4 separate regions of the Homo sapiens genome follow, and all the other regions are linked to region 1. Evidence: chromatin loops called from intact Hi-C (ENCODE). Cell type or tissue: B cell. All regions are shown on one strand.

Region 1 (8,000 bases):
GCACGTTTGGGAGCAAAGATGCTTATTCCTGCACTTTAAGATGCATGAAGCAATGTGAAGTCATTCCTTTAGCCGATCAGTTTAACCACAGCATGGATTAGGTGAAACACGCACAGAGGAAGGTACAGACGCATTTAGACGCCTGGAGACGCACATCCATACACAGATGCATATGCAGGAGGTTGCTCACGAACATTGGGAGACACACAAACTCTCAGAGCAGCCAACAGAAATTTTTAAAAAGACACACACACTCCAATCATAAGCTAGGAAAAGACAGCTACCTGTCTGGAATTTTGGGTGGCTGCTTTTTGGCCCTCTGCTCATCTCTCTCCTTAGTCCCCCAACAATGGTCCAAATTCAGATCCTATGTTTTCTCTAAAGGAAACTTAGAAAGCCACCCCCAAAACCACTGCATCTATACCCACCCCCACCACACCACATCAGATTCTTATTACCTATCTGTCACCTGGACAACAGCAAAGATCTGTCACGGCTCCCTGATGTCAGTATCTTTTCTCCAATCCATCCTCCATAGGGCTGCCTGCCAGAGGGAATCTTCATAGAACTCAACCCTGTTCTTACTGCATCCCTTCTCAAAAGCCTCCCTTTCCTCCTCACTGTCATCACAAGCCAACCCAGACACCTGTCATTCATGGGGTGACCAAAATCTGGGACCCCTTTTTCATGCCCTCTGCCCTCCAGAAGGCAGATGACACCTTGCTTAGCTGCCTATTCATGTCCTCTTCAAGCACTCCTACCCCTTGTGCTATTCCCTTGAACTAGAACCACCCAGTTCTGCACCTATCAAAATCCTACCTACTTTGAATATTATTTTTTAAGATGGAGTCTCGCTCTGTCACCCACAATGGAGTGTCATGGCGCTATCTCGGCTCACTGCAACCTCCGCCTTACGGGTTCAAGTGATTCTCCTGCCTCAGCCTACCGAGTAGTTGGGACTACAGGCACATGCCACTACGCCCAGCTAATTTTTGTATTTTTAGTAGAGATGAGGTTTCACCATGTTGGCCAGGATGGTCTCGATCTCTTGACCTCATGATCTGCCCGCCTCAGCCTCCCAAAGTGCTGGGATTATGGGCGTGAGCCACTGCACCCAGCCTTACTTTGAATTTTTTTAAAGAATAAGTGCATCTTTGAAATTATTATTTTTTTTTTTGAGACGGAGTTTTGCTCTTGTTTCCTAGGCTGTAATGCAATGGTGCAATCCCGGCTCACTGCAACCTCTGCCTCCCAGGTTCAAGTGATTCTTCTGCCTCAGCCTTCCCAGTAGCTGGGACTACAGGCTCGTGTTACCATCCCCAGTTAATTTTTTTTTTTTTTTAATTTTTAGTAGACACAGTTTTCACCATGTTGGCTAGGCTGGTCTCGAATTCCTGACCTCAGGTAATCCACCCTCCTCAGCCTCCCAAAGTGCCGGGATTACCGGCGTGAGCCAGCATGCCCAGCCGCAACTAAAATTTTGGTTGTTGTTTTCATCCTTCAAGCCCTGACCCACAAGTCACCTCCTCCATGAAGTCTGCCTCTAATCTCCCAAAAGTGCTGTGTAATAGAACCAAACTTACCCTAGTCAGCCTTAATAGGCATGCATGTATGTTGTATGTCTTCGTCCTCAGAGGAAAGCTGATGGGGGAAGAGGGCAAAACTCCCTGATGCCAGTGCCTCTTCTGCAGCAGACAATGTGCTGGCACTCTTCCTGTGTTATTACATTGCCCGCAGTCCCTCAAAGACAGACTGACAAACCTCAAGACCTCTAGACTCTCAGGCCAGTCTGTTTTGAACTACTCTATCCTAGTCTTGGGTTTGAGTCCTGGCACTTCCACCAGCTTGCTGTGTGACTATGAACAAAGCTCAATTGCTCTCTGGCCTCGATTTTTTCAAGGGTTCTTTCACTTCTAGATCCTATTCAAGACGTAGGATTTTATGCAACTTCTCTCATGCGGCTGCCTGGGACTAGGTATGTCCACTATCATATTATCATATTCATTCATATTTTTTCTCTCTCTCTGTCTTTCCTTGTTTCTGTCTCTTTTCCCCTGTTTTTCTCTCCTCTCTCCTCTTCCCTTCTCTGTTTCTTTCTCTCTTCTGTTTCTCTCTCTGTGTTTCTTTCTTTTTCTTCCTGTCTCTGTCTGTTTCTGTCTGTCTCTAATTCCTGCTCTCTATTTTTATCTCTCCTCCATTTTTTCCTCTTTAGTCTTTCCCTCTTCCCCCCGACCCCACCTCTTTCTTTCTTTTCTCTGTCTCTTTGCCTCTTCCTTTATGCCTCTCTCTTCTCCTTCTCTGATTCTGTCTCTGTTTCATGAACTTCAACCTCAGAATCTGGCTAAATAACTTCCAATCCAAAATAGTTCTGGTGCTTCCTGAGTGTTGCTGGTAAGGAGAGGTAGAAATGGGGTCCCTCTGAGGTTTTCAGAAAGCCCAAGTTCCCTGCTCCTTGGGAAGGGTACCTCACAAAGTTAAGGAGGAAGACAGCAGGATGAAAGGTCTCATAACAGGCCCAGCGGGCTCCTACCCTCCAGCCTTTTACCCAAAGAAACAACACTGCCCACAGATTACAAAGTGTCTTCATCTCCTAAATGATCTGAGCCAGAAGTTCTTAGAAACTATATTCCTACTGTCTTCTGACCCCATCCCACAAAATCATTTTGCAGATGTGAAAACTGAAGCCCATGCATAGGAAAGGACTAGCTCACTATTACACAGTGAAGTAACAGAACTGGAACTAGAATGTTAGTGTTCTGACTCCTAATCAATCTCTGAAAAGGTTATAAAATTGATTCAATGTCTCCAGCCAAAAAGCACTATTGGACTGGGCATGGTGGCTCACACCTGTAATCCCAACACTTTGGGAGGCCGAGGTAGGAAGATCGCTTGAGCCTAGGAGTTTAAGACCAGTCTAGGCCACATAGCAAAACCCCATCTCTACAAAAAAAATTAAAAATTAGCTGGGCATGGTGTTGCATGCCTGTGGTCCCAGCTACTAGGGAGGGCGAGGTGGGAGAATCACCAGAGCTCAGGAGGTTGAGGCTGCAGTGAACTGTGATCACACCACTGGACTCCAGCTTGGACTATAGGGCCAGACCCTGTCTCAAAAATAATAAAACAAGGCTGGGCCAGGTGGCTCACATCTGTAATCCCAGTGCTTTGGGAGGCCGAGGTGGGAGGATCACTGGAGTCCTGGAGTTTGAGACCAGGCTGGGCAACATAGTGGGATGCTGTCTCAAAAAAAAAAAAAGAAAGAAAGAAAAGAAAAGCCAAGCATGGTGGTCCTAGCTACTCAGAAGAGGCTAAAGTGAGAGGATCACTTGAGCCCAGGAGGTTGAGGCTTCAGTGAGCTGTGACCAAGTTCTGCACTGTAGCCTGGGGAACAGAATGAGACTCTGTCTCAAATAAATGTATAAGAAATAAATAAAATAAAATAAAGCACTGTTGGAGTTATTTTTCTAGTAGAAGAAGAGAAAGCTGAGGATTGAAATGGGCAGAGTGGTGACTTAATCAATATCCAGATTGTGAACACTTAAAGGCAGGGTTTCTGTCACCTTTGTCTCCAATGAAAGCCCAGTACAGTATCTGGCCCCAGCTCAGTGATTAATAAATGAGGGAGGAGCTGTCATCAGGCATTTGAGGGACACTGCTGTCTCCTCTGGGACTCTGGGTATTTATGCAGACACTCCAGAAAGCTGGAAATCAGAGGACTGGGGATTTAGTCTCAGTCAGTCCAACACCAGTTCAGGTCCCCCCTCATTCCCCCCACCCCTCCATAAATGAGTTTCTTCTTTATAAAAGAAGAGGTAATGGTATCTGCCTCATCTGGCTCCCTGGAGCTTGAGGAAGCTGAAATAAAAAAAAAAAAAGAAAAAGAAAAATAGGAAAGAGCTTTGACAAAACAAGACACTACTCTGCAAATGTGATGGCTGGATGCTGTGGTGATGTCCCAGCTAGCAATTATGTTCTCAGCGGCAACTGTGGGCAATGAGTGAGTCATCTTCTCACTCTCAAAGCCAGAGGCCTTGAAAGGGGAGAAATGAGGTGAGTCTTTTCTTAAGAGTTTTTTGGAGGGGACCAGAGCAGACTCCCTCCCTCCCAAACACACACACGTACACACTATGCCCCAGATTCCAGCCTCCTGGGGATTCATTCATAGTCAGCTTAAGCAAGGACTGCATCCCTACCTCTGTTATTTAATTCCAAGACACTGGGGTCCCTAAGTTATTGAGGTTTCTTGGAGACTAGAAGTCAGAGTCCCCAGTTTCCATTCAGTCCCAGTTCTACAGCCAGCCTTGGGCTCCGGTTCTGATTTTCACTAATTTACTCTGTGGCTTCAGGTAAATTAGATTCCCTCTCTGAACTCTTTTCATCTATAAAGAAAAAAAAAAACCAACAGGATGAACTAGATGCCTAACATTATGTTTCTGAATCTGGACTGGGATTCAGAAGACCTGGGTTTGAGTCCTAGCTCTATCACAACGACTGTACAACCTTAGTCAACTTCTTTCCGGGGCCTCAGTTTTCACAACTATAAAATGAGGCATTTGGGTTAGATGCTTGGCCGTGTGTTTCAAAAGTTCTGAACTGGCATTCAGGAAACGTGGATTCTAGCCCTAACTGCCACAGAGTGAATCACTGTCTGAGTTTAGACTGGTCTCATCTCTTCTCTGGGCCTGTTTCTCTATCTTTATCATGAGGATATTCAAATATAAGTTATCTAAACACACCCTCTGATTCTGACAGCCTGTGGTTCTAGAATTTTACAAGCACTGAAAAGGAAGTGAACAAAGGGAGAGGCCACACCCAGAGTGATTTCTCATAAACTGGCAAGTGGTTGCCCTCTATGGGTCTGACTTGGAAGTGCAGGCCCAACTAGACCACTTGCTGTAGCAACCGCTAAAGAACTGAGGCCAGAGGGGGGCGCAAGAGATCACTGAGTGCTTCACTAGATAGGGCCAGAATCAGGCTGAGGTAGGCCTACAGACCTCCCAGTCCCTCACAATGAGAGACATCCAGATAAGAAGTGTGTGCTGGGAGACTGGACCTTCTCTCCTAGTGACTAGAAACAAGAGGCTTTCCAGGGCTGTGCAGAGAGCATGGCCAGTACGGTCTCTGCCATGGGCGAAGTGAGTAAATGTCAGGGGTGTGGATGAATGGGGGTGGAGGGTGACTGTGCTATGAGAGTGGGTATGGGAACAAGTTAGTTCCATGGCTGAGAAGTTTTCACATGAGGGGCAAAGATATGGCAAGAACTGCTCAAATTAAAGTGCTTTTCAGCATCCCCATCTACTCCCTTCCCTCCTCAGAGAAGATAAAATGTATGCCTGGGCAGAAAAAAGGAGTGACCTTAGTGTGAGAGTGAGAACCTAATCATGAGAAAGACTAGGGAGTGCTTGGTATTCAGGGAAGGCCCTACTGTCTACAGGATTTGTGGTCTCAGTCTTGAGGTATCACTAAATTTGAGGGGCTTCTTGGACTCAGTATTGCAGGGCATTACATGCTGGAGGTGTAGGGTGGGTTCAGATATAGGGTTATGTTACAGAAACAGGTGCATACTAAGGCTTTCATGCTGTCATTCTATAATGTTTAATTATATAAGTAGCTCTAGGCAGGCCATGAAACACTGGGCTCCCCTCCCTCATCTCTCTTTCTTGGTTAAAAAGTCTGATCATCCAACTCAGATGCAAGGGAAACAACAAAGGCAGCCAGTGTTTCTTGTTGTGTGACAGGGATGGTTGCAGCCCTACTTCTCTCCTGATTCACTGTAGAAACCAGGTCAAGTTTTCAGCCTCTCTCTGGATCTCAGTTTCCCCACCTGAAACAGGAGTGAGCTGGACTTGATGAGGTTCCAGGTTTCTCCCAGCCCTGACATTCTATCTGGTTATTTTTATAATGTTCTGTGGTATTCTATGCTTCTCTGCCCCTACCCAAGTAGGGGCCACCAATTCCCAAAGGTCCTTTCAACCCTAATATCCAAGCCTACTCATTCAAGCTTCCAAGGCTTTCCATTACATCCTAGTCCCACCCCCACCACTTCATCCCACCACCATCCCCTCATGCCACTACCACCATTGCTGCTGCCTAGAACAGGGTACAGTCTTCTCTACTTTTATTTGGAAATTCTAACAACCCACCTCTGATGCTAATGAGTTGACAAAGATTGATACAGTATTGCTCTGAGGTGACAGAACTCCCAGTTCTGCCACTACTTGCCTTTGTGCCCTTAGGGAAATTCCCCCGCTTCTCTAAACTTCATTTTTTCCCAACTCTAAATTAAGGGCGGTGGACTAGAATGGTCTCTGAAAGCTGCAAATTGCTCCAACACCTTTCACTTCTAGGCAATGAGAAGGTCGAGATTGTCTTTGATGTTTTGCCATAATTCTGATCCTCTCTCAGTGTTCCTTAAACGGAAACCTCTCTGCCTACAACCTCCCACCTGATAAGTACCCACAGTTTCCACCAGCAACTCCTAGACCTGTCTCCTTCCCTTCCTCAACCTGGTCCCAACACAAACAAAAAGTTTTTCTCTCCCAATCAAGGTGTCTGTGAGTGATAATAGTTTATTGTGAGGAACAGACTCAATGAAGATAACAAACTGCTTTTTACCCTACCAAATAATTTGCCTGCCGGGTGCAGTGGCTCATGCCTGTAATCCCAGCACTTTGGGAGGCTGAGGCAGGTGGATCACCTGAGGTCAGGAGTCCAAGACCAGCCTGCGCAACATGGTGAAACCCTGTCTCTACTAAAAATACAAAAATTAGCCGGGAGTGGTGGCATGCGCCTGTAATCCGAGCTACTCAGAAGGCTGAGGCAGGAGAGTCGCTTGAACCTGGGAGGCAGAGGTTGCAGTGAGCTGAGATCATGCCATTGCACTCCAGCCTGGGTGACAGAGCAAGACTCCCTCTCAAAAAAATAATAAAATAAAATAATTTGTCTATAAGGTCTTGTCATTAGTTTATTGCACCACCCCACAACTGCTGATTCCCACAAGCCTCTCCCAGAAAAACCACAAACAGACCCTGGGACGGAGACTTTGAAGGATATTTTGAAGGATATTTTATTTAAAAGTTTTTTAAACAGAATTATTCTCACAGCTTCAGCAACAGCAAGGACTCAATTCAACCTCCCAGTCCAGACTAGTTGCTTGGGGTACTTCTCAGACAACCCAGTGGCTTGATTTGAAGTCATACCTGAGATGGTCCCTTCTCTTCCTCCTGGAAGCCATTTCCAAAAGATGTGTATGGTGGGAAGCACCACAGGAAAAGGAGGGAGGAAAAAACATGCAGGTAGTTAAAAAAAAAAAAAAGTAGAAGAGGTGGGAAGGTAGCAGCGGGGATTGGGGTAGCCCCATTGTAGGTACTAAAAAGTGTTTGGAAAAAATAATAAAGAATTAATAAATAAGCAAAATCAAAATTGGTCTTGGTTTGAGATGGAGTCCCTCTCTGTCTCCCAGGCTAGAGTGCAGTGACGTGATCTAGGCTCATTGCAACCTCCTTCTCCTGGGTTCAAGCGATTCTCCTGCCTCTGCCTCCTGAGTAGCTGGGATTACAGGCGTGCACCATCATACCTGGCTAATTTTTGTATTTTCAGTAGAGACGAGGTTTCACCATATTGGACAGGCTGGTCTCGAACTCCTGAGCTCAAGTGATCCGCCCACCTTGGCCTCCCAAAGTGCTGGGATTACAGGTGTGAGCCACCGCACCCAGCCTCAAAATTGTGTTTTTAATCTGGAAGAGGAAATTGCTTGCCGATTGTTGCCAAAAATCCCAGTTTCTTCATTCCTGTCCATGTGATGTGCAATGATAACATTTCATATCTATAGGTGATTACATACTGTTATCATGGCTGAGGTATTGTGACTAATATTGACTAATACATTGTGATTAATGATGGCTAATACTATATCTAAAATATTATGAAAAAGTCACAGAGATGAGGACGAGTGGGCAAGGATAAAATGGGATGAAGAGAGAGACCAGGCACAGTGGCTCACA
Region 2 (8,000 bases), 230 kb before region 1:
TCTATGTCCCAGTTTTCCCTATATCTCCTGAAATAGAAGGTTAGATGGGGAGTTAAATAGGAAAGTTAGGCAGAAAACAGTTTTGCCTGTCTCTTGATATCTAAATCCTTACACTACTAACTTACATAGTATACCAGGCCATCTAATGTTAGCAGCTACTATTTGTCAAGCAACTTCTATGGGCCTTGTCACCATCTACACACTTTACAAGCATTGTCTCATTTAAATTTGATTTTTACAACAACCCTCTAAAGTAGGTAATACTCTAAGCCTCATTTTACAAATGAAGAAATCAAGGTTAAGAAAGGTGCCCAAGGTCTCATAACCTTGAAGTGATAAGGCTGGGATTTGAACCCACATATGACTTCCACTCTGCTATGCTCCCTCTAAGACTGAAGTCCTGCCTATCTCTTTGCCAGCTCTCCTACCCAACCTCCCATCTCCAGCAACCCCACATATACTATACCTTATTACACTTCCAATGATCATCTGCTCAGACTATCACCTATCAAACTTTCTCATCTCAACTACCAGCTTTTTGTCTACTTATTTTGCTAGCTATTGAGAGAGGTATATTTATGTCTTTTGGTTTACTAATCATTTCTTTTACATGGTCTAAGCTGCTCTTAAATCTATCTGTTGAGATCTTTATTTCAATTTGTGTGCTCTTTTCCTTCTAGAATTCCCATCTGGTTCTTTTAAATAGATTTTAGCTCTCTGGAGTTCTCCTTATTTTAGCTATCTTTTTTCTTTTTCTTTTCTATTTTTGTGAACATATTAATCATAATTATTTAAAAGTCCTTGTCTGATAACAATAATATCTGAAACATCTATGGGTCTGTTTTGTTTCTATTGGCTATTTTTTCTCTTTCTCTTTCACGGTAAACCAGAATACCTCTGGTTTTTGGAATGTTAGCTCTCCAGGGTTTCCAATGGAGAATTTGGCATGTTTACCCTTGATGGGTCCAGAATTTTAATACTTGACTCGACACAGTTTAATGGCACTTTACTTTCAAAAGTTTTCTTTTTTTTTCTTTTTCATTTTATTATTATTATACTTTAAGTTTTAGGGTAGATGTGCACAATGTGCAGGTTAGTTACATATGTATACATGTGTCATGCTGGTGTGCTGCACCCATTAACTCGTCATTTAACATTAGGTATATCTCCTAAAGCGATCCCTCTCCCCCTCCCCCCACCCACAACAGTCCCCAGAGTGTGATGTTCCCCTTCCTGTGTCCATGTGTTCTCATTGTTCAATTCCCACCTATGAGTGAGAATATGCGGTGTTTGGTTTTTTGTCCTTGCGATAGTTTACTGAGAATGATGATTTCCAATTTAATCCATGTCCCTACAAAGGACATGAACTCATCCTTTTTTATGGTTGCATAGTATTCCATGGTGTATATGTGCCACATTTGCTTAATCCAGTCTATCATTGTTGGACATTTGGCTTGGTTCCAAGTCTGTGCTATTGTGAATAGTGCCGCAATAAATATACGTGTGCATGTGTCTTTATAGCAGCATGATTTATAGTCCTTTGGGATGGCTGGGTCAAATGATATTTCTAGTTCTAGATCCCTGAGGAATCACCAAACTGACTTCCACAAGGGTTGAACTAGTTTACAGTCCCACCAACAGTGTAAAAGTGTTCCTATTTCTCCACATCCTCTCCAGCACCTGTTGTTTCCTGACTTTTTAATGATTGCCATTCTAACTGGTGTGAGATGGTATCTCATTGTGGTTTTGATTTGCATTTCTCTGATGGCCAGTGATGGTGAGCATTTTTTCATGTGTTTTTTGGCTGCATAAATGTCTTCTTTTGAGAAGTGTCTGTTCATGTCCTTCACCCACTTTTTGATGGGGTTGTTTGTTTTTTTCTTGTAAATTTGTTTGAGTTCATTGTAGATTCTGGATATTAGCTCTTTGTCAGATGAGTAGGTTGCGAAAATTTTCTCCCATTTTGTAGGTTGCCTGTTAACTCTGATGGTAGTTTCTTTTGCTATGCAGAAGCTCTTTAGTTTAATTAGATCCCATTTGTCAATTTTGGCTTTTGTTGCCATTGCTTTTGGTGTTTTGGACATGAAGCCCTTGCCCATGCCTATGTCCTGAATGGTAATGCCTAGGTTTTCTTCTAGGGTTTTTATGGTTTTAGGTCTAACGTTTAAGTCTTTAATCCATCTTGAATTAATTTTTGTATAAGGTGTAAGGAAGGGATCCAGTTTCAGCTTTCTGCATATGGCTAGCCAGTTTTCCCAGCAACATTTATTCAATAGGGAATCCTTTCCCCATTGCTTGTTTTCATCAGGTTTGTCAAAGATCAGATAGTTGTAGATATGCGGTGTTATTTCTGAGGGCTGTGTTCTGTTCCATTGATCTATATCTCTGTTTTGGTACCAGTACCATGCTGTTTTGGTTACTGTAGCCTTGTAGTTTAGTTTGAAGTCAGGTAGAATGATGCCTCCAGCTTTGTTCTTTTGACTTAGGATTGACTTGGTGATGTGGGCTGTTTTTTGGTTCCATATGAACTTTAAAGTAGTTTTTTCTAATTCTGTGAAGAAAGTCATTGGTAGCTTGATGGGGATGGCATTGAATCGATAAATTACCTTGGGCAATATGGCCATTTCTCTTTAGCTTTTTAGCCTTCTGAGCTCCAGAATTTGGCAACCATCTTAAGGCAAAAACCAGCTATTCATAGGCTCAGCTCTCTGCCTTTCTCATGTAACTGTGCTCTGCCATATTCTCCTGTTTTGTTTCTCCAGCACCAAGGCACTACCAAAAGCTCTGTTGGTTTCTCTAACTCTCAGCAGCAGCCTTCTGACTGGGGCCATGTCTGTGTTTTCAGCCTACTGCAAACCAGAAAGCAGAAAATACCCACAAAGAAAAAGTAGCTGTACAAATGTTAGTTCACCTCTCTGCAGATTTTACAGGCTCATAGGTGGAAGGAGCTTGCCTTGTCTCAGATGAGACTTTGAATTGTGGAATTTTGGGTTAATGCTGAAATGAGTTAAGAGTTTGGGGGACTGTTGGGAAGGCATGATTGGTTTTGAAATGTGAGGACATGAGATTTGGCAGGGGCTGGGGTGGAATAATATGGTTTGGCTCTGTGTCCCCACCCAAATCTCATCCTGAGTTGTACTCCCATAATTGCCATATGTTATGGGAGGGACCCAGTGGGAGACAATTGAATCACGGGGGTGGTTTCCCCCATACTGTTCCCATGGTAGTGAATAAGTCTCACAAATCTGATGATTCTATCAGGGATTTCTGCTTTTGCGTCTTCCTCATTCTCTCTGCTTACTGCTGTCCATGTAAGATCTGACTTGATCCTCCTTGCCTTCTGCCATGATTGTGAGGTTTCCCCTGCCACGTGGAACTGTAAGTCCAATTAAACCTTTTTCTTTTGTAAATTGCCCAGTCTCAGGTTTGTCTTTATCAGCAGCGTGAAAACGGACTAATACACCAACCTACACCATCCTACCTTGGTCTTAAGATACCTGCACGCACACACACCCTCACCTACACTATTTCTCATTCCCTGATTTTGCAACTTGCCTTGCATCCTAACATCAAATCTAAAATGGTCTTTCTGACATTCCAATTTCTTTTTAGCAGCAACATAGCAACAATATTTTGTTGTCTTACTTTGAACCGTGATTAGTTAAAGTCCCCAGATATCATGACACCAAATAGTTGCCAGGCTAGGCCTCCTCCTTTACTTCTCATGAAATTCATTAAAAAAAAAAAAAAACTTTTATTTTAGGTTCAGGGGTACATGTGCAAGTTTGTTATGTAGGTAAACTTGTGTCACTTTTTTTGTAAAGATTATTCCATCACATACGTACTAAGCTTAGTACCCAATAATTATTTTTCCTGATCATCTCTCTTCTCCCACCCTCCACCCTCAAGTAGGCCCCAGTGTCCGTTGTTCCCCTCTCTATGTCCATGTGTTTGAATCTTTTAGCTCCCACTTATAAGTGAGGGCATGTGGTGTTTTGTTTGCTGTTCATGCATTAGTTTGCCAAGGATAATGGCCTCCAGCACCATCTATGTTCCTGCAAAGGACATGATCTCATTCTTGTTTATAGCTGCATATTATTCCATGGTTTATATGTACATTTTCTTTATGCAGTCTGTCATTGATGGGCATTTAGGTTGATTCCATGTCTTTGGTATTGTGAATAGTGCTGGGGTGAATATACACATGCATGTGTCTTTATGGTAGAAGTATTTATATTGTTTTGAGTATATACCCAGTAATGGGATTACTGGGTTTAATAGTAGTTCTGTTTTTAGCTCTTTGAGGAATCACCACACTGCTTTCCACAATGGCTGAACTCCCACCAACAGTATATAAGTGTTCTCTTGGCAGACAAGTCAGCTCACCGGAGGCGGAGGCAGCGTGGCGGCTGGGGTGTGGCGCAGGACCGAGCCCTGGCGGAGCAGGGCCGCGGGGCGGGCGGGTGAGCCCTGGGCGAGGTGGCCTCTGCTTGCTCAGTGTCCCCGCGCCATTGTTGGGGGAGGGGGCTGCTGCTGAGCGAGGCAGAGTAGGGCGCAAGCGAAGGCGCCAGAGGCGGCGGAGAGGGGCGGAGGCGCCCCATGGGGAACACGCTGACTTGTTGCGTGTCCCTCAATGCCAGCCCCAAGCTGGGCCGGCGCGCCGGATCCCCGCGTCCGACATCTACGAGGCGGCGTCCGGGGACGAGGTGGCGGTAGCGCCTGCTGCTGCGGAGCCTCCCGAGTTTGATTTCGGAGAAGGCGAGGGCCACCACCTGCAGCACATCAGCGACCGCGAGATGCCCAAAGATTTAGCATTGGAGTCAAACCCTTCTGACCATCCAAGGGCAAGCACAATTTTCCTGCGCAAATCTCAAACGGATGTGAGAGAAAAGAGGAAGAGCAACCATTTAAACCATGTATCTCCAGGGCAGCTTACTAAAAAGTATAGCTCATGCTCAACAATATTTCTATATGACAGCACAGTCAACCAGCCTAACCTTAGAACCACAGTAAAATGTGTGACCTTAGCAATATATCACCACATAAAGAACAGAGATGCAAATAGATCCCTGGATATTTTTGATGAGAGATCACATCCACTTACACGAGAAAAAGTTCCAGAAGAATAGTTTAAGCATGATCCTGAGCACAAATTTATTTACAGATTTGTTCATACTCCTTTTAGTGCTGCACAGCTAACAGCTGAATGTGCAATAGTAACTTTGGTTTACTTAGAAAAGCTTTTAACTTATGCTGAAACCAACATTTGTCCCACTAACTGGAAAAGGATTGGTCTGCGAGCCATTCTTGCCTCCAAGGTTTGGAACCATCAGGCTGTATGGAATATGGACTACTGCCAGATCTTCAAGGACATTACAGGTGAGGACATGAATGAAATGGAAAGGCATTTTTTGATGCTTCTTCAGTTTAATCTTAATGTTCCTGCCAGTGTTTATGCCAAATACTACTTTGATCTTCGCTCCTTAGCAGATGACAATAACCTGAATTTTCTATTTGCTCCTCTTAGCAAAAAAAGAGCACAGAACCTAGAGGCTATTTCTAGATTGTGTGAAGACAAAGACTTGTGGAGAGCCCTATGAGAAGGTCTTTCAGCACTGATGACTTCATTGGTATTCAGCACTCTAAAGCCATCCTCTCTTAAAGGGAGAAATGAGGGGTTATAACGTCACAGGACCTTTATCTACAAAGACTGGAGAAATATCACCTTTCCTGCTCAAAACCCAGCAAAATTAGTGTTTTCATTAAAAGGATAGATCTCGAATTCAAGAGATTCATGGACAACAAGGATTGTACTCCATAGAAAAGAATGGGACCTTGTCAATGCAACAAAACATTCTTCTGTCCTTTTTAATGTAAACAGAGTTACAAAAAACACTCCAAAGTGAAGGTTCCTTTCCCACACAGATATTTGCTTACTATATGGGCTGATAGCTGTGAACTATGTAAGGTTTTTTTAAACAATAGTTTAAATTTTTAAACTTTAAAGACACTAACCATATAACTTTTATGCTTTTTCCAATTTTTCTCCCTCCCCACATTTTGCTGCATATGCCTTTAGAATCAATGCAGTATTATCATTAAAACATGGTACTCTAAAGACACTTAGGAGCAGACTGCACCATTGTTAGGTAATGAAGGATTCTTCCTCCCTACCATTGAAGCTGCTAGTCATAGGCAATCATTTTAAGCCAAAAACCTGCTGGATAACATTTGTCATTCATATTCTTTGCAAACATTACTTTAGCATTTTAGCATGTTTGGGGTCATAAACAGAGGAAGTATCGTTATTGATATCTACTTCTTTTATTTATTTATTTTTTATTATACTTTAAGTTCTGGGGTAATGTGCAGAACGTGCAGTTTTGTTACACAGGTATACATGTGCCATGGTGGTTTGCTGCACCCATCAACCCGTCACCTATATTAGGTATTTCTCCTAATGCTATCCCTCCCCTATCCCCCCACCCCCCAACAGGCCTCGGTGTGTGATATTTCCCTCCCTGTGTCCATGTGTTCTCATTGTTCAACTCCCACTTATGAATGAGAACATGCAGTGTTTAGTTTTCTGTTCTTGTGATAGTTTTCTGAGAATGATGGCTTCCAGCTTCATCCATGTCCCAGCAAAGGACATGAACTCATCCTTTTTTATGGCTGCATAGTATTCCATGGTGTGTATGTGCCACATTTTCATAATCCAGTCTATCACTGATGTACATTTGGGTTGGTTCCAAGTCTTGCTATTGTGAATAGTGCTGCAATAAACATACATGTGCATGTGTCTTTATAGTAGCATGATTTATAATCCTTTGGGTATATACCCAGTAATGGAATCACTGGGTCAAATGGTATTTCTAGCTCTATATCCTTGAGGAATCACCACACTGTCTTCCACAATGGTTGAACTAATATTACACTCCTACCAACAGTGTAAAAGCATTCCTATTTCTCCACATCCTCTCCAGCATCTGCTGTTTCCTGACTTTTTAAAGATCACCATTCTAACTGGCATGACATGGATTTGCATTTCTCTAATGACCAGTGATGATGAGCATTTTTTCATATCTTTGTTGGCTGCATGACTTCTCCTTCTTCTATTGGGGTCCATGTTGCATTTCTTGTGAACTAAGAATGATGCTTCTCATTTTCTGATAATTTTTCCCTTGTTAAATAAGTGTATTAATACATATTTTCATAATGCCAACCAACATGGTGGCTTAGTGACAATGAAAAAAAAAAGTAAAGCGGTTTTAAGCTTTAATATAGCTCAGGCCCTCGAAGGCACTGCAGCGTGAGTATAAATGCTATGAACCTTTTAAAAAACATCGTTTGAAAAAATTTTTTTAAGAGATGAGGTCTTGCTCTGTTGTCCAGGCTGGAGTGCAGTGGCTGTTCACAGGTGCAATCATGGTGCACTGCAGCCTAGAACTTCTGACCTCAAGCCATCCTCTAGCATCAGTGACATGAGTGGCTGGGACTACAGGCACACCTGGCACTTGTCTCCTGAATAGTTTAATTTTTTGTTTCAGTCACTTTTGAAGATAGCAGACTTTCACTGAGGCAAACAATTAAAAGCTTTATATTAAAAATTTGCAAAATGAAGCTGGGTGTGGTGGTGCATGCCTATAATCCCACCTGCTTGGGGGGCTGGGGTTGGAGGACTGCTTGAGGTCAAGTATTGGAGGCTGCAGTGCACCATGATGGTGCCTATAGGAATTGCTACTGCACTCCAAACTGGACAACATAGCGAGACCACATCTCTTAAAAAAATGCAAAATTAAATGCGAAAGAAAAGGGCTGGACATAGTGATTCATGCCTACAATCTCAGTACTTTGCATGGCTGAGGTGGGAGGATTGCTTGAGCACAGGTGTTCAAGACCAGTCTAGGCAACATATTGATACCCTGTCTGTAAAAAAAATAATAATAAATAAAAATAATTAGCTGGATGTGGTTGCATGTGTCTGTAGTCCTAGCTACCCT
Region 3 (8,000 bases), 420 kb before region 1:
AAGTTCATTGACAATTTACGAGGTGCTATTAGACAGTAGGAGAGAAAGGCATACATACCAGGGCCCAGGGAAGAAGAGCTTTGTGAATGAAGAAGGAAAAAGTGTAAGTTGACTTTCAAAAGTCTCTGGAAACACTGGACTTTAGCTGGTCCAGGAAATATAGGGAAGAATTGGATAGGCAGGAATAAATGGAGAAAGTGTTCCTACAGGAAAAGACATGTGGAAAAGGGGAGAGGTAGGCAAGATCAAGGAGTGTTTAGAAGGCAAGACTGAGTATCAAGAAAGTGAATTTCTAAGCCCTGCTTACTCAGATAAGCCATTAGGCTTGTGTGAGAATGCTGATGTCCTAGATAGGAGACTCTGGGAGGGGAATATGAAGGAAGAAAATAATAATGAATCAAAGAGCACTTCCATTCCTGGACACTTTATACATTTTCAAGACTATTGCGCCCCCATCAGCACTCTCATGGTGTGTGTAGACACAGCCCAGGGCTGTATTTCCCTGAGATGCCACACTTTTCCCCTGGTGTCCTCAGATATAATGCCTCAGTTCCTGCAAAGTCACATAAAATAACTTGTGAGAACTTGGTGCTTGGTGAGCATCCTTGTATCCAGCTGGCAGTCCATTCGTCATATCCCATCTGCCCTGGCCTAGAGCTGGTAAGCATGTGCCGCACTTGGGGTATTTGACAAACTGACACTCTACCACATGGAGTGTCCAACTCAGCTTGTCAAATACACGGAGCGTGGCACTGCAGGAGGCCAGGCCAAGAGCTTCTGTGGGGAAGTGAGATCTTCCTGGGAGATGTGACCCTAGAGGGAAAGAGAGAGAAAGGAATGATGAAGTCACACCCTTAGCCCCGGGGATCTTGCTCAAAGGACCAACCAAAGCACCAGAATAGGGAAGTGAGCAAAATAGGCATAGGGTTCCTAACCAGAAGAGAGATCCTGAAGATAAGCAGGTAAAGCCCGAGTGACACCCAGTGCTCAGCTGGAAGCTCATCAGGCCTGAGTCCTGTAGCTATGGCATTTCTAGGGGTCCCAAGCTTCAGTGGGTTCCTCTATGCAGCAGAGAGGGGAAAATTTGGTCATCATCCTGCCTCCCTGACTTGAGGAAAGTACCAGACCCTAGAGTCAGCATCCTTGCTCCCTCTTCTCAATTCTCCCAAGCTGTGTTTTCAGTGTTGTGGTTATGCACATAGGCTTTGAGGTTAAACATGAGCTTAAATCCTAGTTCTTCCATTAGCTAGTTAGGCAACCTTGGATACATCATTTCACCTCTCTGAGCTCAAGTTTTCTACACCCACAAAATGTATGTAAGTATAATACCTACCTCATAAGGTTATTGTGAGAATGACAGGAGATAATGCATGTAAAGCCTTTGGTTCAGTATTCAATACATAACAAATGCTCAAAAAGTAGTGGTTGTGTGACCAAAATGAAAGAAAGAGCTATTGGCAATTGATTTAGCAGGATCTGGACAGGTGTGACATTGATTTCTTGTGGTCTCAGCCTTGCCTAACATGATCCTCTTGTCCCATAGGGACTCAAGAATGGCAGCTATTAAAGTGCCCTTAAAGATCATCTAGTCTCACTCACTTAGGTTATAAATGAGATAACAAAGGCTCCTGTTGGGGAGGAGACTTGTAAAGTTTATACAATAAATTTTTTACAGTTCAGCAGTATGCCTTATACAGCTTTCCTCATTGGTTATTTTGCCTCCCTTCTCTGTATATCCCTCTGGGAAAGGGAAGACACATCAACAAAGAGGGCAAAAACAGGCAATAGCTTTGTAATGCAACATTTGGGATCACTGAACCCACAAGCCACCAGGGCAATAAGGAAGCTGCCAGGAGCAGGGTCAGGTCTGAAACTTCTGGGAGAATTCCCTTGGCAACAATCAGATCCTGTTGCTAAAAATCCCAGGTTGCTGGTGTCAAATTACTGCCCTTACCAGCTGTGGCAGTTGATCTGTGAGCAGGTAGCTGGTCTACATTAAATATTGTCATGAAAAGTGGCAAACATCACAAGGTTACCAGAAATGGTAAACTGCCCCCATGAGGCCGGAAAGCCCTGTCCCAGCCCAGGTAAGACAGAGGGATTCAGCCTTGTCTTTCAGCAAGAAAACAATCAGTGTCTTTTCTTGCTCTATTCTTTTAATTGAATGTTAAGAAGGTAACATACTCCTTCAATTTAAGTTCTGGCAGTCATCTCAAAACTAAAGCTCTTTCACTCCCTCACTTCCTTTTCTACCTACCCAATTCAGCCTAATCCACCCAGCAGCAAAAGCAGCAGTCATGGTCACCAAATATGGCATGACAGAATCGACAAACTTGTGTTCTAATGCTGTCTTGGCCATCAACTAGCCAATCATGGCTTGGGCAAGTCTTTCTTTGGGTTTCAGTTGTCTTCTCTGGAAATGAGAACAAGGAGACTTACCTACTTACCTGGCAAAGTTGTTGGAAAGTGTTGCTAAGCTTTCCAGAGCCTCCCACATAGGAGCTCAAAAGGACCTTGTCTCAGCCCCTGGACCTATGGTTGGAGGCCAGCCAAGCAAGCTGATTAACAGAGTCTGAGTTGGGGATGGCAGGAGAAAAAGAAATGGATTGTTACCTTTTTTGTATCATTACACTCATTGGCTGTCAGCTCCAGTAAGAAGACCTAGATAAGCTGGAGGTGTTCACAGCCTTTTGAATGCACTTTCTGACTTTATTCACCTCCAGAAAGGCTGGAAAGGAGGCATGAAAGGGGCTAAAAATTATTAGTACTTTGAAATTTGTGGAGCCTTATAGACAACATTGCTTCAGTATTAATGGAAGGAGTTAGTGGTTGAGCTGAAACTAGACTGGTATGCCTCTCCAATGGAGTGTATGTAAGAAAATCACATTCAGTTGAGAAATGTTCACCAGACCCATAGAAAGAAGACATAAATATCTATATGGGATGATATTAAGGGAATTTGAAAGCTCTTCTCTTGGTCTGTTATATTACTTAGAATAACATCATTTTTCCCCATATGAAATGCAAAATCCTCTACTGAAGAGCGTCATCAAGCCACTATTGTTGATGCAAAGGATGGGTCAGTTTTTATGGAGGGAATTGGAGGGAATAGACCAGAAGAATTAGGGGTAAGTAGGTGTCTAGGAATCTCTGAACACTCAGAGTGAGCCAAGTACCTGAAAGAAAAATAGAAGAAAAGAAGAAGTCCTCAGGACCATGCCTAAAAATCCCAGACTGCCTCTAGTATGAGCAGGACCTGTCCTGGGTCAGTTACAGGACAGGTCCTGCTGCTTGATGTCTCAGTCCTCCTAGGATAGAGCAAAAAGAGGACTGACCTGGGAGCCCAGACCCAGCTGTGCTACAGATTCTCTGTATGACTTTGGGCAAGTCCCTTTCTTCCTCTTTCTGGACCTCAGTTTCTTCCATATGTACCTAGTCTCTAAGAGTCTTTCAATTTTGAATCTCTAGGAGTCAAAGATTGGACTAGAAAAGAGGCTTTCATCTTTGAGTCATGCCTCTCAGAGAGTGCTATATGGATTACCACCAGCACTCTCCTCTTGAATGTGTTCAGCCCCACCCACAGTTACATATGCAAAGATTACTCTCATCTTCTTTCTTGACAGAGGGCTGACAATCATGAAAATTAGGAATCTAATAACCATGGGTCTCTAGACAGCATCTATCTAATCATTCTTTTCCTCTTTTTACTTTTTTATTTTGCAAAAGGGGTGAAAAAACTGTGTCCTAGATTGGAGAAAGGACTTACCCAAAGATACACATTGGGTAAATGGTAAAACCAGGACTGCTACTCAGGTTTCCTGACTCCTGGGTCCAAAGGCCATTCCACTTCCATGTGACTATCTCCTAAACATCCTGATTGGATAGAAAATATCCTATCCCCTTTTCCCCTCCATTAGAACCTCTAGGATAAAAGGCCAATGGAAGCCTTCTTCCTCCCACCTTTGACCTTAATCCCTGAGGAGGGTCTGAAGAGAATGGGATGGGCAGATCCAAGCCACCCTTGGCTGCCATGGACTCTGCCCCAGCTTGAGAATCCAAGAAGAGAGGGCAAATGGATACCATACCTGTCAGTGGAGTGGTGCCTTGGTCATGGAGGGGACTCTGATTCCCCAGTGCTGAGCCAACCTGCAGGGGCCAGATGGAATTGGGCTTTCTGCCGTGAGCAAGAAGCTTCTGTGTTTTGAAGGGCCCTTGGTGTCTTCAACAGGAAACAGAAATGAGGAAGATAAGACTGAGGTTAGCCAACGGAAATCTGGATGCAAAATGACAAAACAATGCTGTTGTGAAAGGGTCTGCTACTGCAGCAATAGTAGCAGGCCACTGCCCTGCCTCCACCAACTCCCAGCTGACCTTCAACAGACACTAACTTTCCAAGCTGCAGAGAGAGAGAGAGTAGAAAGCACCTGGCTGCCCTAGGCTCTGCCTGTGGGTCAAGGAGGTTTTCCCAGAATAATTGAGGGAAACCTGGAATACCAGAACTGAGACATTATCTAATGAAAAAACCCGTAGTCAAAATTGAGAAACAGAGCCTCTGAGGGATAAAAGGAAATACTCAGTATCACAAAGCAAATTAGTGGAAAGCTGAAATTTAAACCCATCCCCATGGACTCCAAATCACATGTTCTTTCACTCTGCCAGAATGCCTCCTGGTCCTGGAATACCATTTTACTTCCAACTTCTCTCCTGGCATACAGAACCAGCTACATAATTTGCAAGGCCCAGTAAAAAATGAAAACGATAGGCCCTTTATTTAAAAATTAAGAATATCAAGATGATGACAGCAGAACATTAAACTAAGTGTGGGGTCCTTCTAAGCATGGAGCCCTGTGAAGCTGTACAAGTCATATGCCTATGAAGCTGGCTCTGGGGCACAGTTATGACCACAAGCCACATTCTGTCATCTTGGGGCTTGCTGAAGGAAATAAATAAGGAAATTCACATTTATTGGAGTACTTATGATATTCTTTCATGTGTATTATCTAATTTATTCAACAACTCTCTGGTATGGTATTATTATTCTTATTTATAGGTGAGGAAACTGAGGCACACAGAAATAAAGTGACCTGTCTAAGGAAACAAAACTAGAAAATAATAGAGAAGGCAGATTTTTCACTCAGGTCTAACTCCAAATGTTGAGGTTTTCGTCTACTTTCCCACATTGGCTACAAGGAAGGGAGAAGAAAGTAGTTGACTTTGAGAAAGAAAAATTAGTGCCAGACCCCTAAGTTCAACTGTGACCTTCAGGCTAATGAGGGACATGAAAGGTGTGAAAAGAAGGTGGATGGTTTCTTAATGCCTCATGTTTGCAGTCTCCTGGAAGTCCCCACTAACAGCCAGGAAGATGATGAATTCCCATCATGCAGTGCCCTCCACCATGAATTCTGATGGCATGAAGGATGGGAGGGGCAATGCTTTCAGGTTATACTTTGATAGCTTTCAATGACTGCAGTGCCCAAGTCACAGTCCTCTGTCTACACTAGTGGAAGTATGGCCCTGAGTGATAGTCAAGCCGTGGTAAATAATCTTTTCAAGCTATGTACATTCTTATATACTCAGGCTCAAAAGAAAGACCACATTCTGCGAGCCAAGAGCCCTGGGCCCTAGTCCCCACTCTACTACCTCCCTGGGCATTAGTTTCTCCTTTAATCAACAGAGGTTGGACTAAATGGTCTTGGAGACCACTCCAACTCAAACATTCCCTGGTTCCTTTGTGGCTCTTCGTTACTCACTGTGGGCTTCCCCATGGTTGCAGGACCTGAGGCTCTGTGAAAGCCTGAAATAGGGATTCACTTGCACTAACATCACTCTGTAGAAAACTTCCTTCTACCAGAATAATTTATTGGCTCAGGCCTCAAGACCCCAGATCTAGCTTCTAGAAAGATTCAGTTCTTGTTTCTTTTGGTTTCTGACTAAAGCTTGGAGCGGAAGTAGGGTAGTCCTGCGGGCACTTTGCTAAAATGGGACCCCCTTCTTCCTACGCATACCATAGAGATTAAGTTTAGCTACACACGTTTTTTTCTTCCCTATCAATTAGGGTACTCTACTGGCCTTTTAACAGGGGTTTCTGGAGACAATGTGTTTACCTAAAGTAGTAATTAATGGTATCTATTTTGAGTCCAAAGACAGGGCAATAAAAGAGAGCATTAGGAAACAGAAGGCTCTGAAAATCATACTACCTATGCATATGGCCTGAATGCGAGAAAAGGGAACTGTGCTCAGAGTTCCTCTTTAGCCCACAAACACAAAGTATGCTGGGAAGGGCCAAGTTTCCAATAACAGCACAAAGGGGCTTCTTCTTTTTGATCTGTTGTCCAGGCTTCTGCAGAGAGCAACCAAAAGTCACAAAGTTTTCCCATTTTGTATGATTTCTGCCTTGCCTGTGCTTGTGAAGGGAGATGAGAAAGAAGGGAAAATAGTTGACAAGCGGAGCAAGCAGGCAGTGCTGGGGTCCCACACTGCAGACACACTCATTTGTTTCCGCAGTACTGGAATGGAAAGAACACTGAATCAGAGTCCCTGCATCTTAGACCCTGGGTTATAGACCAAGCTCTGTAACTTATTGATTATGTGACCTTGAACAATCACACACAGCCTGTCTGAGCCTTAGTCCTCACATCAGATTGAAGGATTCTCAGGCTAAAGGGAAATGGAAGACAGGTGTGCACCCCAAGAGCTATGTCACCCTACAGAATATGATAAGTAATTTGACAAAGTCATGAAGTGCCGTCAGATACGTATATAAGATTCTCCCAGGGCAGAAGATGAGAAGGTGATGGTAACTGGAAAGGTTCTCAGAAGAATAAGATTTTGGCTACATCTTAAGGGATAGAGAGGAAAAAAATGATGCTCACTGTCTCTGGAAAGCCTTCTCTGACAACCACCTGCAAAATTAGTTGCTTCCCACCTTGCCCTCCTCTACTCTTGAAAAACATCCACACAGCACTTAGGTGTCAGTCTCTCCCAGAAGACCAAGCACTGCCCAAAGTAGGAACTATGTTTGATCTTTACTGTCTTCTTAGGCCTAGGAATAAACTAGTTATCCCAGAACTGTGAGGTGAATAAGTGAATGAGTCAATGCATAAGCAAAAGAAAGAGACCTCATAGCCCAATGTCCCCACATTGCTTAGCTTACCCAACCTCCATGAAGGAGCTGAGAAGCCCCCACCCTTCACTTTGAGTTTATCTTCCTGTTCACTCACCCCCACCTCCTTTCAGAAGACTTTCAAGAAGAGGCCCCAGGGAAAATTGCAAAGCTAAGGCCACTTCCTGTGCAAGTGGCTTGTGTCCACACACTCTACCTCAACCCTAGTGATTGCTATGCATAGGATTGCATTGGGGTTTCCTCTGAAAGGAAATACAAAGGCTGATGCAATGTGTAGGGCACCCGCAGGCCAGGACTAAAGAACTTTTTGTACACCTGGGCCTAGGGACAGAGGTTTCACTGTGAGGCTGCCACAAAACAGTGACACTGACAAGATAAATGGCAGCAATTAACCCAATAACTACAGCTTAAGTATATTCAGCAAGGGTGTGTTGAGCACCTACTGGCTACAAAGCTCTATGCTTGGCAAAAGGGGAAAAAATAAACATACAACAGAACAGAAATATACAACAATCTAATACAAATGTAATGCGAGCCACAATTATTATAATAACCACATGAAAAATTTTTAAGTGAAACTAATTTTAATAATATATTTTGTTTAGCTCAATACATCCACAATGTTATTTCAACCTGTAAACAATGTAAGTATTTGTTAATAAGATATTTTACATTATTCAAAATGTAGTATGTATTTTATGCAAACAGTACATCTCAATTTGAACTTGCCATATTTCTAGTGTTAAATTGCCATCTGTGGCTAGTGGCTACTGTATTGACCAGAACAGGTATAAGACATGGTCCCTACCCTCTAGGAATTCACAATCTAGTCCAGAAAACAGAGTGCTACATAAGCATGTTCAAAAAATGAGTACAA
Region 4 (8,000 bases), 300 kb before region 1:
AAGACATTGGGGGACTGTTGGGAAGGCATGATGGGTTTTGAAATGTGAGGACATAAGATTTGCAGGGGCCAGGGCAGAATGATATGGTTTGGCTGTGTCCCCCCTCATATCTCAACTTGAATTGTATCTCCCAGAATTCCCACCTATTGTGGGAGGGACCCAGGGGGAGGTAATTGAAACAGGGGGGCTGGTCTTTCCCATGCTATTCTTATGATAGTGATTAAGCATCACGAAATCTGGTGGGTTTTTCAGGGGTTTCTGCTTTTGCTTCTTCCTCACTTTCTCTTGCCATCACCATGTAAGAAGTGCCTTTCACCTCCCGCCATGATTCTGAATCCTCCCCAGCCATTTGAAACTCGAAGTCCAATTAAACCCCTTTTTCTTCCCAGTCTTAAGTACGTCTTTACGTGTGAAAACAGACTAATACAACACTTTATGAGGCTGAGAGTTCAACTTTCATGATTCAGTCAATGGCGCTATGAGGACTTATTTTTTATTTTCAGCTATTTCACTCTGTGGCTATGAAAGATAAGATTCTCCCTCAGGGCACACATAGAAGCTTTTAGGTCATTTATGCAGTGTTTGAGTTGGGAATTCAAAACCCTAAGCTCATTTTTTTTTCACCACTTTTCCCAGAAACGTTAGGAGCAACGAATCAACATTATTATATTTTTTCCTTTTCTACGAATGTACAAATTATTATATACAGAGGCATTATGTTCCTTGTCTCTTATAAGTGGTTAATTAGGAGTATCCAATGTAGATATATTGCATATCTCTCTATACAGTTCATGGCATGGTTTCTCAGTGTTCTCTACTGTTGGAAATAGATTCCTAAGCATCTTTAAGTCTAATCAGATTAAAGAGCCAGTTTCAGAAACTCCAAAAACAATTCAAGACTCTCAACCTTGAAATTCTTTTCCTCTAGACCACTTCTGATACCAAAATCTATATTAGTCAGGGTTCTCCCAAGAAACAGAACTGATAGGATACATAGATATATAAAGATAAATAAGAGATGATTTATTATGATAATTGGCTCGTACAATTAAGGAGGCTGAGAAATTCCACCATTTGCTATCTGCAAGCAGAAGAACTAGGGAAGCCAACGGTGTACCTCAGTCCAAGTCTGAAGGCCTGAGAACCAAGGGAGCTGATGGCGTAACTCTCAATCTGAGGCCAAAGGCCTAAGAACCTTGGGGAGCTGCTGGTGCAAGTCCCAGAGTTCAAAAGCCTAAGAATCTAAAATTGTGGTGTCCAAGGTCAGGAGAAGATGAGTGTCTCAGCTCCAAAACAGAGAGCTTGAATTTCCGTTTCCTCTGTTTACTCTGCCTTTTTGTTCTATCTGGGCCCCCAACCAATTGGATAGTGCCTGCCCACACTAGGCGAGGGCAGGTGATCCTTGGTCCACTGATTCAAATGCTAATCTCTTCTGGAAACACCCTCACAGACATATGCAGAAATAGTGTTTTACCAATTATCTGGATATCCCTTAATCCAGGCAAGGTGACACCTAAAATTAACCATCACGTATGGTGAAAAAAAAGCAGGAAAAAGGAGGAAACAATAAATGGGACTAGTCGGGCATGGTGGCTCATGCCTGTAATTCCAGCACTTTGGGAGGCTGAGGTAGGAGGATCACTTGAGCTCAGGAGTTCAATACTAGCCTGGTCACTCAATTAAAAAAAAAATTAGTCAGGCATGTTGATGCATGCCTGTGGTCCCAGCTATGTTGTAGGCTGAGGCAGGAGGATTGCCTGAGTCCAGGAGGTCAAGGCTGCAGTGAGCCATATTTCTGCCACTGCACTCCAGCCTAGGCCACAGACTGAGACCCTCTCTCAAAAACTAAAATAAATAAATAAAATAAATGGGACACACAGAAAAAGACATAAGTTTATAAAATAAATTAAAATTGCCACTAATTACAAGTGTAAATACACAAATTTATCCAGTTAAAAGACAAATGTCATCGTACTTTTTTTTTTTAATCTTGCTATAAGAATTTCACACTAGATATATCTAAAACATAAGGGCAGAGAAAAAGGTGGATGTCAAAGTATGGAAGAAAACATAACAGACAAATAGTACCAGTAACAAAAAAAGGCCCTTGTGGCTATATTAATATCAGCCAAAATAGATTGTAAAGCAAAAAGCATTGGTAGGGGTAAAAATGGTCATTACATAGTAATAAAAGGAAAAATTTAACAAATATAGCAAGGATAATCATATGTATCTAACTGTGTAGGTCAAAAAATATATTAAAAATGGAAGAGCAAGGAGATATTGACAAATTACACTACTAAAATACGAAATATAACACACCTTTTTCTCAGTGTTGATGAAGCAAACAAAAAGTCAGTAAAGATATAGGCAACTTGAACAAAATGATGAACACATTTGAAATAATACACATATTATAGAATTTTGCACCCAGCCATTGAAGAATACATATTTTAAGGCATGAACGAGCATTTGTGAAAATTATACCATAAAGTTAACCTCAAAAAATTGCAAATAATTGGTATCCTGCAGCTCAACAGAATGCAATTAATTTAGAAATTAATAGCAAAAAGATAATTAAAGAGACATTTAGGTATAGAAAAAATATACTTTTAAACAACTCATGAATCAAAGAAGATATCAATGGGAAATCTGAGAATATTTAGAGCTGAAAAAATAAAATAGTACATAACAAGACTAAAGCAGTATCTGTTAAGAAATTTTTGGCTATAAGTGTTTACATTAGAAAAGACAAAAGGCTCAAAATTGAAGGTATAAACATCCAACTTAAAAAGTTATAAAAGGAAAAGTATAATAAGCCCAAAGAAAGTAGAAGGAAGGAATAACACACACATAATTTCACAAAGTATTGTCAGATTGTTCTTCAGATTACCCTCCCACCAGTAGTGCCTGAGTAGTGCCTATTTCCTGGTATGCTCACCAATACTTAGTGTTTTTCTCTTACTTTTTGTCAATCGTATCCATGTAAAGTGGCTTTTCATTGTTTTAACACATACTTCTCTGTTAACCAATAAACTGAATAAATTTTTATTTACTAATGAACTATTCAGGTTTCTTTTTGTGAATTATTTTATTTTATCATCTTCAAATATTTATTAGATAGTTGAGAGATATTCAAGAGATACAACTACATGATTGGTGACTGAACATGGGCATTAGAGAGAGGGAAGAGTCAAGAATGAGAATATCAATTTTTTGTTGTTGTTTGTTTGTTTGTTTGTTTGTTTTTTGAGATGAAGTCTCACTGTCACCCAGGCTGGAGTGTGGTAGAATGATCTCGGCTCACTGCAACCACCTCCCAGGTTCAAGTGATTCTCCTGCCTCAGCCTCCCAAGTAGCTAGGATTACAGGCACCCACCACCACACCGGGCTAATTTTTGTATTTTTAGTAGAGACAGGGTTTCACCATGTTGGCCAGTCTGGTCTTGAACTCCTGACCTCAGGTGATCCACCCACCTTGGCCTCCCAAAGTGCTGGGATTACAGGTGTGAGCCACCTAGCCTGGCTGAGAATGTCAATTTGGACATTGAAGTTACTTCCTCTCACCAAACAGCCCCATTTCTGCCATTCTTCATGGGCTATGGTGGCCTGCTCTTTTGTAATTTGACTTTTTGTCCTCTGAGCCAATAGTAGTTTGTTAATATTCCTCTAAAAGAGTAAGTCTCAGACTTGGAAAAAGTCCTCCAGGTCATCTGGTAGTGAGGCTAGGGCATGAGTTACATCTTTCTTGGAAGCAGGTTGATTCCAACAAAAAGATTTAAATTGTCCAAACACAGACAGCCTTTCTTCTTTTCATTCATCTATTTCATAGATGCTTTCTGTCAGTCATAAAGTACTGCTGTTTATGGAGACTGTCACTTTTCCTTGGGACACAAGCCAAATCACATGCTCCACTCAAGGTAGGTCAAAAGTATCCTTTAAAACAACAGAATAAAGTAGTATTTATGAGCACAGGCACTGAAGTCAGTCAGACATCGAGATTTGAATCCTGTTCTCACAATTTGTTATCTGTGAAATTTTGCACAAATTACATGATATCTCTGAGCCTCAGCTTCCTCACCTGGAAAATAACACCTATATCTTTGAAATGTTGTTAAGATTAAATGAGATAATGCAATATCAAGATCTTTGAACATGGCTATTCCTCCATGAACATTAATAATTGTGTGCTATTATTATTTGCCAATGTAATCATGCATGATTAAAAAGCAGAAATAAATTACACAAGAAGCATAATTAAATGTAAAGAACACTGATTCTGGAGTTAGGAAGCCTGAGTTCAAGTTCTAACTCTATCACCACTATTGAGGACTCTTGAGAATAGAAGAATAAATGTGTTTCATGATAAATAACTAGGTTGCTTCCAAGATGACCAAATAGTAACAGCTCCAGTCTACAGCTCCCAGCAAGATCAACAGAGAAGACGGGTGATTTCTGCATTTCCAGCTGAGGTAACTGGTTCATCTCATTGGAACTGGTTGGACAGTGGGTGCAGCCCATGGAGGGTGAGCCGAAGCAGGGCAGGGAATCGCCTCACCCGGGAAGTGCAAGGGGTCAGGGGATTTCCCTTTCCTAGCCAAGGGAAGCCATGAATGACTGTACCTGGAGGAATGGTACACTCCTGCACAAATACTGCACTTTTCCCAGGGGTCTTCGCAACCAGCAGATTTGGAGATTCCCTCCCCATGCCTGGCTCGGCAGGTCCCACACCCACGGAGCCTTGCTTGGTGCTAGCGCAGCAGTCTGAGATTGACCTGTGACACTGGAGCTTGGCAGGGGAGGGGCATCCACTATTACTCACGCTTGAGTAGGCAGTTCTATGCTCACGGTGTAAACAAAGTGGCAGGGAAGCTCAAACTGGGTGGAGCCCACCACAGCTCAGCAAGGCCTACTGCCTCTCTAGATTCCACCTCTGGGGGCAGGGCATATCTGTACAAAAGGCAGCAGACAGCTTCTGCAGACTTAGATGTCCCTGCCTGACAGCTCGGAAGAGAGAAGTGGTTCTCCCAGCATGGCGTTTGAGCTCCAACAATGGACAGACTGCCTCCTCAAGTGAGTCTCTGACCCCTGTGTAGCCTGACTGGGAGACACCTCCCAGTAGGGGCCGACAGACACCTCATACAGGTGGATGCCCCCCTGGGACGAAGCTTCCAGAGGAATAATCAGGCAGCAATATTTGCTGCTCTGCAGACTCCACTGGTGATACCCAGGCAAACAGTGCCTGGAGAGGACCTCCAGCAAACTCCAACAGACCTGCAGCTGAGGGGCCTGTCTGTTAGAAGGAAAACTAACAAACAGAAAGGAATAGCATCAGCATCAACAAAAAAGACATCCACACCAAAACCTCATCCATAGGTCACCAACATCAAAAACTGAAGGGAGATAAAACCAAAAAGATAGGGAGAAACCAGAGCAGTAAGGCTGAAAATTCCAAAGACGAGATGGCCTCTTCTCCTCCAAAGGAACACAACTCCTTGCCAGAAAGGGAAGAAAACTGGATGGAGAATGAGTTTGACTAGTTGACAGAAGTAGGTTTCAGAAGGTCAGGAATAACAAACTTCTCTGAGCTAAAGGAGCATGTTCTAACCCATCACAAGAAAGCTAAAAACCTTGAAAAAAGGTTAGACGAATGGCTAAGTAGAATAACCACTGTAGAGAAGAGCTTAAATGACCTGACGGAGCTGAAAATTACAGTATGACAACTTCGTGAAGCATACACAAGCTTCAATAGCTTATTCAATCAAGTGGAAGAAAGGATATCAGTGATTGAAGACCAAATTAATGAAATAAAGTGAGAAGATAAGTTTAGAGAGAAAAGAGTAAAATGAAATGAACAAGCCTCCAAGAAATGAGGGACTGTGTGAAAAGACCAAATCTACGTTTGATTGATGTACCTGAAAGTGACGGGGAGAATGGAACCAAGTTGGAAAACAGCCTTCAGGATATTCTCAGGAGAACTTCCCCAACCTAGCAAGGCAGGCCAACATTCATATTCAGGAAATACAGAGAACACCACAAAGATACTCCTCGAGAAAAGCAACCCCAAGACAAAATTGTCAGATTCACCAAGGTTGAAATGAAGGAAAAAAAGTTAAGGGCAGCCAGAGAGAAAGGTCAGGTTACCCACAAAGGGAAGCCCATTAGACTAAAAGCAGATCTCTCGGCAGAAACCCTACAAGCCAGAAGAGAGTGGGGGCCAATAATCAACATTCTTAAAGAAAAAAATTTTCAACCCAGAATTTCGTATCCAGCCAAACTAAGCTTCATAAGTGAAGGAGAAATAAAATCCTTTATAGACAAGCAAATGTGAGAGATTTTGTCACCACCAGGACTGCCTTACAAGAGCTCCTGAAGGAAGCACTAAACATGAAAAGAACAACCGGTATCAGCCACTGTAAAAACATGCCAAATTGTAAAGACAGTAGATGCTATGGAGAAAATGCATCAATAAATGGGCGAAATAACCAGCTAACATCATAATGACAGGATCAAATTCACACATAACAATATTAACCTTAAATGTCAACAGGCTAAATGCCCCAATTAAAAGACACAGACTGGCAAATTGGATAAAGAGTCAAGACCCATCAGTGTGCTGTATTCAGGAGACACATCTCATGTGCAAAGACACACATAGGCTCAAAATGAAGGGATGGAGGAAGATCTACCAAGCAAATGGAAAGCAAAAAAAAAGCAGGGGTTGCAGTCCTCGTCTCTGATAAAACAAACTTCAAACCAACAAAGATCAAAAGAGACAAAGAAGGCCATTACATAATGGTAAAGGGACCAATTCAACAAGAAAAGCTAGCTATAATAAATATATATGCACCTAATACAGGAGCACCCAGATTCAAAAGCAAGTTCTTAAAGATGTACAAAGAGACCTAGACTCCCACACAATAATAGTGGGAGACTTTAACACCCCAATGTCAATATTAGACAGATCAACAAAACAGAAAATTAACAAGGATATCCAGGGCTGGAACTCAGCTCTGCACCAAATGGACCTAATAGACATCTACAGAGCTCTCAACCCCAAATCAACAGAGTATGCATTCTTCTCAGCACCACATCACACTTATTCTAAAATTGACCACATAATAGGAAGTAAAACACTCCTCAGCAAATGTAAAAGAACAGAAATCACAACAAACTGTCTCTCAGACCACAGTGCAACCAAATTAGAACTCAGGATTAAGAAACTTACTCAAAACTGAACAACTATATGGAAACTGAACAACCTGTTCCTGAATGATTACGGGGTAAATAATGAAATGCAGGCAGAGATAAAGATGTTCTTTGAAACCAATGAGAACAAAGATACAACGTGCCAGAATCTCTGGGACACATTTAAAGCAGTGTGTAGAGGGAAATTTACAGAACTAAATGCCCACAAGAGAAAGCAGGAAAGATCTAAAATCGACACCCTAACATCACAATTAAAAGAAATAGAGAAGCAAGAGCAAACACAATCAAAAGCTAGCAGAAGACAAGAAACAACTAAGATGAGAGCAGAACTGAAGGAGACAGAAACATTAAAAATTTTTTTTTTAATCAATGAATGCACGAGCTGTTTTTTTGAAAAGATCAACAAAATTGATAGACTGCTAGCAAGGCTAATAAAAAAGAAAAGAGAAGAATCAAATAGGCTCAATAAAAAATGATAAAAGGGATATCACCAACGATCTCACAGAAACACAAACTACCATCAGAGAATACTATAAACACCTCTACTCAAATACACTAGAAAATCTAGAAGAAATGGTTGAACTAGTTTACAGTCCCACCAACATTGTGGAAGTCAGTGTGGCGATTCCTTAGGGATCTAGAACTAGAAATACCATTTGACCCAGCCATCCCATTACTGGGTATATACCCAAAGGACTATAAATCATGCTGCTATAAAGACATGTGCACACGTATGTTTATTGCAACACTATTCACAATAGCAAAGACTTGGAACCAACCCAAATGTCCAA

What was found. Peaks named below come from ENCODE experiments on the same cell type or tissue, not always from the same donor. Only the 100,000 strongest peaks of a DNase experiment are listed, where the experiment ranks them.
Region 2: a loop joins it to region 1, with 7 times the contacts of the local background. A loop is called at or near these places in 2 of 110 quality-filtered maps.
Region 3: a loop joins it to region 1, with 4 times the contacts of the local background. A loop is called at or near these places in 3 of 110 quality-filtered maps.
Region 4: it touches region 1 in a loop (16-fold over the local background); 2 of 110 quality-filtered maps call a loop at or near these places.

Annotation. Positions count from the first base shown.
Region 1 is chrX:65,592,473-65,600,472 of GRCh38, reverse strand. It overlaps a transcript of MSN not described here. Among named protein-coding and RNA genes, the nearest start is that of LAS1L, 62 kb to the right of the region's middle. In B cell, CTCF peaks have their summits at 2,216, 4,671 and 4,884 (motif pointing right); DNase peaks (open chromatin) are centred at 4,062 and 4,852; H3K4me3 peaks cover 1,464 bases; H3K27ac peaks cover 3,773 bases.
Region 2 is chrX:65,818,849-65,826,848 of GRCh38, reverse strand. It overlaps the pseudogene CCNYL5. Among named protein-coding and RNA genes, the nearest start is that of MSN, 160 kb to the right of the region's middle. RefSeq lists a silencer at 4,387-4,536. In B cell, no CTCF peak of the experiment used is centred here; a DNase peak (open chromatin) is centred at 4,498; H3K4me3 peaks cover 1,050 bases; H3K27ac peaks cover 364 bases.
Region 3 is chrX:66,011,637-66,019,636 of GRCh38, reverse strand. It overlaps MIR223HG (MIR223 host gene), which reads right to left and starts at 4,176. Exons shown (of 3, transcript NR_170299.1): 1 at 4,086-4,176; 2 at 2,448-2,572; 3 at 1-813. It overlaps MIR223 (microRNA 223), which reads right to left and starts at 767; the gene lies at 658-767. RefSeq lists an enhancer at 6,318-6,387. In B cell, no CTCF peak of the experiment used is centred here; DNase peaks (open chromatin) are centred at 4,246 and 6,106; H3K4me3 peaks cover 6,476 bases; H3K27ac peaks cover 7,906 bases.
Region 4 is chrX:65,891,199-65,899,198 of GRCh38, reverse strand. No RefSeq gene overlaps it. Among named protein-coding and RNA genes, the nearest start is that of MIR223HG, 120 kb to the left of the region's middle. In B cell, no CTCF peak of the experiment used is centred here; a DNase peak (open chromatin) is centred at 4,808; H3K4me3 peaks cover 843 bases; H3K27ac peaks cover 527 bases.